Regions from separate parts of the Homo sapiens genome. Here region 1 is linked to region 2. Evidence: chromatin contacts called from ENCODE Hi-C or POLR2A ChIA-PET data. All regions are on one chromosome and are shown on one strand. Each heading gives the region's core, a stretch centred on a gene start or an enhancer-like site at or near the end of the contact. The rest is flanking DNA. Distances are from core to core; before and after follow the strand shown.

What was found. A loop is a pair of places that touch in the nucleus more often than their neighbours do. ChIA-PET counts read pairs that join two places held with the same protein, here RNA polymerase II (POLR2A). Pooled maps may share reads with other maps.
Region 1: a map of HepG2 shows a loop between it and region 2 (36-fold over the local background). The contact joins two enhancer-like sites. A Hi-C loop is called at or near these places in 2 of 168 maps with a recorded cell type or tissue (HepG2 and endothelial cell of umbilical vein) and 1 of 50 pooled maps. POLR2A ChIA-PET finds 5 or more read pairs at or near these places in 2 of 52 experiments (MCF 10A and activated T-cell).

The regions. Positions count from the first base shown.
Region 1 is chr5:143,134,351-143,137,617 of GRCh38, reverse strand. All of the region lies in intron 19 of ARHGAP26 (Rho GTPase activating protein 26), which reads right to left. Among named protein-coding and RNA genes, the nearest start is that of ARHGAP26-IT1, 57 kb to the left of the region's middle. RefSeq lists a silencer at 2,534-2,643. Within about 2 kb of position 1,674, at least 4 of the 41 ENCODE cell types and tissues checked have a DNase peak (open chromatin) inside an H3K27ac peak, as active enhancers do.
Region 2 is chr5:142,922,684-142,925,636 of GRCh38, reverse strand. All of the region lies in intron 10 of ARHGAP26 (Rho GTPase activating protein 26), which reads right to left. Among named protein-coding and RNA genes, the nearest start is that of ARHGAP26-AS1, 55 kb to the right of the region's middle. Within about 2 kb of position 1,321, at least 3 of the 41 ENCODE cell types and tissues checked have a DNase peak (open chromatin) inside an H3K27ac peak, as active enhancers do.

The DNA of each region.
Region 1 (3,267 bases), core at 425-2,924, 210 kb before region 2:
TCAAAAGAAATGAGGTTCTGAAAATGATCGCAGGGCAAGTGTGAAGGTAGAGGAGAGGTATGCGGGAGTGCGCATGTGCATGTGCCTATGGGTGCATGTGTGCCCTCACAGCATATCCCTCCAACCAGGTATCTGCTCTGTGGCAAGAACCTGAAGAAAGGTAAGGTCGCATCAAACCAGGACAGGTGTCACTATGAACTGAAAGGGCACAGCAGGAAACTGACATGAACGGCAAGTGTCCACAGCCCACTGACAATATCTGAACCCAATTCTAGTTGAGTGGAGGAAAGGAACTTGAGTTTCTATACTTAAATTAAGAGGAAGGATGGAAGTCAGTCAAAATTAAAAGCCAGTTTGTGGATTCCAAACAGTGATATGCATTCCACAAGTGGGACACAAAATAATTCTAAGGTGGGATATGGATGACCACTTTCCATCTTAATGGTTACATGTTTATTTTAACATATATTAGAGAATAATACAGTGAGACCATTGAAGTCGTGTTCTTAGAGGTCTTATGTATCAGGATGAAGCCAGGGAAAGAAGTGAGTTGCTTTAAGGTTAACTTAAAGAAGTATATTAAATAAGTCACAGTGCATGAGCTATGTGGCTGTGGCACAAATGGTGAATGAGGGGTTATGTACATGACTGGCATTTGGGAAGCACTGAGCTAGGTGTGTCAGGAGGCCTCAAACTGAAATCACTGTTATATGGAAATATATACCTTTTTTCACAAATTATTACATTTGCATAATCGTTACCTGTACTTTAATGCCAAACAGTAAATTCAGCAAAGTGCTAGGATAAAGTTTTCTGTCTTTGTCCATAGACCAGACAAAGAGAAAGGTGAAGTGTGTGAAAACTTCACAGTGCATTATCATCTGCTCACCCGACAGTGACGGGTGGCTGGATTACAACCTGGGAGGGAGCAGGTCCCAGCAGAACCTTCCAGCTCCTAGCTCAGTCTTCCCCAGTCAACTCTCCCACTGCCCCCCCACAGGGTGCCTTCCATGCCGGTTTGGATAGTATGCTAGCTTCGCAGAAAAAAAGGGGTCTCTAAAACAAACCAATATATACACACAGACACCCATATAAATTGCAGTTAAAGAACACACAGACTTGCAGTTAAAATGTTTATTCTCTGAGAAAGGAGGGAAAGTTAGGCTCCCTACAAATATCTGAGCATATCTGTATGCTCCGGTCATGTTTCCAGGGAGCATTTCCTAACATTTAGAGAAAGGCCCTATTGTTCACTGTCTTCTCCTTTTGCATCCCCTGTCTACCATCTGCAGACATGGACAGAGCAGCTTGCTCTGCAGCTGAGACAGACCTGCTTTCACACATCCTTAACTTTCATCCTCTGCCTTGTGTGATAAAATTAATCTTGGACAAAGATCTAGCTGATTTTCTCCTGATCTCCATCTTCATTCTTATGAGCTCCCAGAGAATGCTTTAAAGCCTATTCCAAAGCTGCTTCTGCTTCATTCTAACCACATACCCAGCACTATTTTAAGCTTAGGGAATTTACCAATACTGTCTAGCCTCTCCTAATCTACACCGTACACTGATAAGTACAAAACATTAGGTGACCGTGGCTGTCCTGGAAACCTGAGAAGCACATTACCCCATAGCCTGATGCCTCATTCATTCAGCAGGTGTGAGTGAGGCCAGTTCTGTTCCAAGTGTTCCCTGGTACACTCGCAGGGGCCCAGGCCACGTGCAGACCACAGTGAGAATGACCCCAGCCAGATATTTAAAAGGAACACAGGCTACTGTTAGAAGGAAAGCCAATCCCAGGACAGGGTCAAAGTCCTGAAACGTTGTATATCTGTTGACCTAGAAATTATTCTAAGAATTTATCTAAAGAAATGTTCATGAAAAAAGAGCAGATTTAGTTACAAGGATGTTAATAGTAGCTTTACTTATAAAAGCAAAATATTTGAAACAACCCGAATGATGCTAAATATACCAAGGTACAGCCACATGATGAGATTCAATGACATCTTGAAGTGCAGTAAGGGTTTTGGGATGGGGAAGGTTTGCTTTTAGAAGTTATGGTAAGGAAGGCCACTACTTTAGAAATACAAGGGGATTAAATAAGCACCTTTTTGGTGACAAAAAGAAAGATACCAATCCAGATATGAAGCCTCTCCTCTTCAAGGCAAAGTAGCTCACTGTCCTGCCTCTGTCCCTTTACTGTACCTCACAGAAACGAGTTATAATAATGATGATGATGGCAATACCTGTGCCATTACCACCCAGCATTTACTGAGCACTGACTCTGCTCCTGGCAACATTTGAAGGGCCTTAATCCTCAGAACAACCCCATGAAATAGAAAGCATCAACCCTATTTTGCAGAAAAGGAGAATGGGGCCCTGAGATATTAGGTAACTTCCCAAGCCACTCACTGCTGATGAGCAGCAGAGGCAGAATCACACCCAGACGACCTGGGGCCAGAGTGTGTTTAACCACTGTGTTCTGCTACCTCTCTCAATGTGTATATCTCTAATGAAGCAGCTGTGATGCTGACTCACATTTGTAGTCACTTGTCTACCTTCCTTACTCAGTTTTGAACTCCTTAAAGCCAAGGTCCCATGCTTATATTCCCAGTCCCTGGTAGGTGTCGTGTAAACGTCAGCTGCATGAATGAACCATCCTTGGTTATCTGTGTGTGATTAAACGGTAACCAATAATGGTAGTAGCTGCTCTCAGTAATTGGCCCTTGCCATGTCCCAGGCCTTATGCCAGATGCTGAAATGCATAATTTCATTTAATTCGCATAACTTCCTATGAGTGGGTCCTATTATCCCTATTTTACAGATGAGCAAATGGAGGCTCTCTTAGAGCAAAGGCTGAAACAATACTGTATATTTTAGGGGTCAGTACCTGATCATTGCAAAGAACTCAGAAATCCTGAGATGAAAAACGGATGTGATATAATTGTGGTGATAACACACTGGTATTTGGAACAAGTAAGGTATTGTTCCCTAATTAATTCACTAATGAATTTCAAATATTTTTAGGTGTCGACTCCATGCCAGGCACCATGAAAGGTGGAGTAAAAGATCAAGCCGTACAAGGTCCCACCCTCACAGAGTCACATTCTAGTAGGGCATGTGACTCACACTAATGGGTATTTCATTACAACCGAGAAAAGGAAAGGACACTGGATCTATGGGAATTGCTAACAAAAGGGGAGCTTAAGAAGCAGTGCCTGAGCTCAGCTCTTATTGTGTAGGAGCAGGAGGAAAAGAGACTCAGCTGTT
Region 2 (2,953 bases), core at 72-2,571:
CAAGTGCCAGGGAAGGGAAGTGGTCCTTTGTTTCTAAAGTGCTACTGGGAAAATGAATTCCTAACAGTTCCTGGACAATGCAATGGTTCGGGTTCAGAAGAGCTTCATTTACACAAAGATATGGCCAAAGCCACATAGAATAATCTTGGAGAATGACACCTTTTCCATGTCTGTTTATGAGATTACAGACCCAAATGTCTACGGAGACTCGGTAAGTAAGAAAAATTAGGGAAACTGGATAAGAAATTCTTTAATCCAAGGAAAATAGACTTGGTCTTATGTTGCTCTTGGTTTTTTCTTTTGCAGTTTTACTTTCAGATAGAAACAAAGAACAAAGAATTATCTCCCCTCTGTGGGAAAAACAACAGTGCAAGTGCAAAGCAAAAAAGCTGTCACTCGTCTTCATGGGGGAGGTGGGCAACAGGGCATGGTGGGGACTGCGGCAGAACAGAGAGCACACACCCCACCTAAAGGAAATATCTGTCATTCAGCTCAACCGGTAGCTGGCATGCGGGAAGGCATGATCAGCAGTTAAAGATTTTTTTCAGTTTTAAACTGTTGCCTCAAACACTATTCAAGCCAAACCAAGCATGTCTGTGGACCACCAGTTTGCAACTTCTGTTGTCTGTGTCTTCCTCTGAATCTATCTGAGCTTCACCCTAGGTCATCATTACATGTTATAAAGTCATCCATCTCATGCATTAAGACCAACAATGAAGGATGCCTGTCTATATTCTTGATTCACCTTACAGTCAAACTCAGGAGAGTATCTCCAGGTCATCCACAAAGGAGGAACTTGGGCTACTTCCCTTTTTCTTCCAATACTCAAGGACACAGTGCCATCACTGGAAGGCAATGGTAATCTACTATTTGGAGACAGAACATATGAATCTGCACTACTATGCGTGCTCTGATGTAATAAACCATTGAGGTCCTTCTGCAAGACCTTTGTGCATGGAAAGAATTAATAATATGCCATGATAATCTGGGTGTGGTACAGGTGAGAGACAGAGGAAGTAAGAAACCAGAAGATGCTGCAACTGGCAGCCCCCAAACCACAGGTAGATTTACTGAGTGTTTATTATGTGCTAACCACTGTGCTAAGGACTTTACTTGTATTATCATTCATTCTTCACAATAACTGTATGAAGTAGACACTACCATTATTTCTTCTTTTAAAAGTGAAAAGACTGAGACTCACATAAATTACTTGCATAATGTCACACCACTAGTAAGTGCCAAAGCCTGCACTTGAACCCAGGTGTGCCTGAATCTAAAGCAAAGCCCATGCTTTAATGACAATGTTGTACTGCCCCCCTGTGCATGTAGCATACATGTCCTGGGATCCAGAAAGACCAGCATCTTAAGGAGAAGAAGAAAGGAAGGAAGGAGGGAGGGAGGGAAGGAGAGTTGGAAAGAGGAGGGAGGGAGGAAGCAAGGGTCAACCCTCTAAGAAGGTTTTGGAAGTAGCTTCTAATCAATTATTTAGAAAGGATCTGATCCTCTCAGCACTTTGGGATGCCGAGGCGGGTGGATCGCGAGGTCAGGAGATCGAGACCATCCTGGCTAACACGGTGAAACCCCGTCTCTACTAAAAATACAAAAAAATTAGCCAGGTGCGGTGGCAGGCGCCTGTAGTCCCAGCTACTTGGGAGGCTGAGGCAGGAGAACGGCACGAACCCGGGGGGCGGAGCTTGCAGTGAGCGGAGATTGCGCCACTGCACTCCAGCCTGGGCGACAGAGCAGGACTCCGTATCAAAAAAAAAAAAAAAAAAAAAAGGATCTGATCCTAATAAATGAATGAATCATAACCTATTAAAGCCTGCAACCTTAGTATTTTTAGAGGAATGTTCCTAAAATAATTAGGATCATAGCAATAATAATAGTCTAAAAAGTAGGTATCACCAACCACATCAGATAAGTTCTTACATTTTTATGAGAGACTGAAGTCGTAAAACATCGGGAAGCCCAAAGACATCTTTGGCATATTAAATTGCATGGCTCTTAAATGCAACAGATATTGACTGAGTTCCTATTATGTGCCAGTCATCATGCTAGGTATCAGGGACATAGAAGCAAGCAAATGTTAACACACTGCACAAGGACAAGGCATTATTCACTGATGGGATGAGTGAGACTCAAGGAGAATGCAAATACCTGTTACTACTATTGATAACAAACTATGAAAATATAGCTTCTGTTTCATGTATTTTTTTTTCATTTTTACTATTCTATCTCACAATCAACAGAAATGTACATAAGTGGAATGTACTGGTTGAACTGTTTCTTCTATCCAGAATTACATAATAGCTCATTTTTGGTTTTGATTTTAAAAAGACAAACTCATTTTATATTTAGAAATTGGTAAATAAACTGGTATATTCAACCAATAAAACTCCATATTTCACCAGGCAGACTAAAGAGTAAAAATAGGGTTGCCTCAATCACCCTCCCAATCAAGTCCATTAACCACCATACCCCATTCTTTGTTAAACCAGAATCAAACAGCAAACAGGCATGCTCTCATTTAATTAAAAGAAAAAAAAAAACTCCATGACAAGTTCAAACTACATGAATTCTAAGACTCCAAGAACTTCTCCACTAACTTATTTTACAGAACAGCCAAAAAGCAATTCAGAAACTATGGTATCGTCTCCCAACTCAAGTCATGGAAGTCAGAGTCATATAACACCCTCTGAGGAAGGAAAACTCCATTTCCTGCCTGAAATGTCATGGCATTGAGACCAGCACTCTAATCCAACCAGCAGGAAGGCAAAATAAAATATTATTTCAAACAAGGGGTGAGAAGGGGAGGGAGGGGAAGTCTGAAACCAGGAAAAATGGATTCATGTGTTGCAAAAGATAAAGGCACGTTGCACCAGGAGGGAAAAGTAGGACTGCCAGGTTCTCAGCACACACAGGACAGTGAAATCACTCATCTTTTCTGCACCAT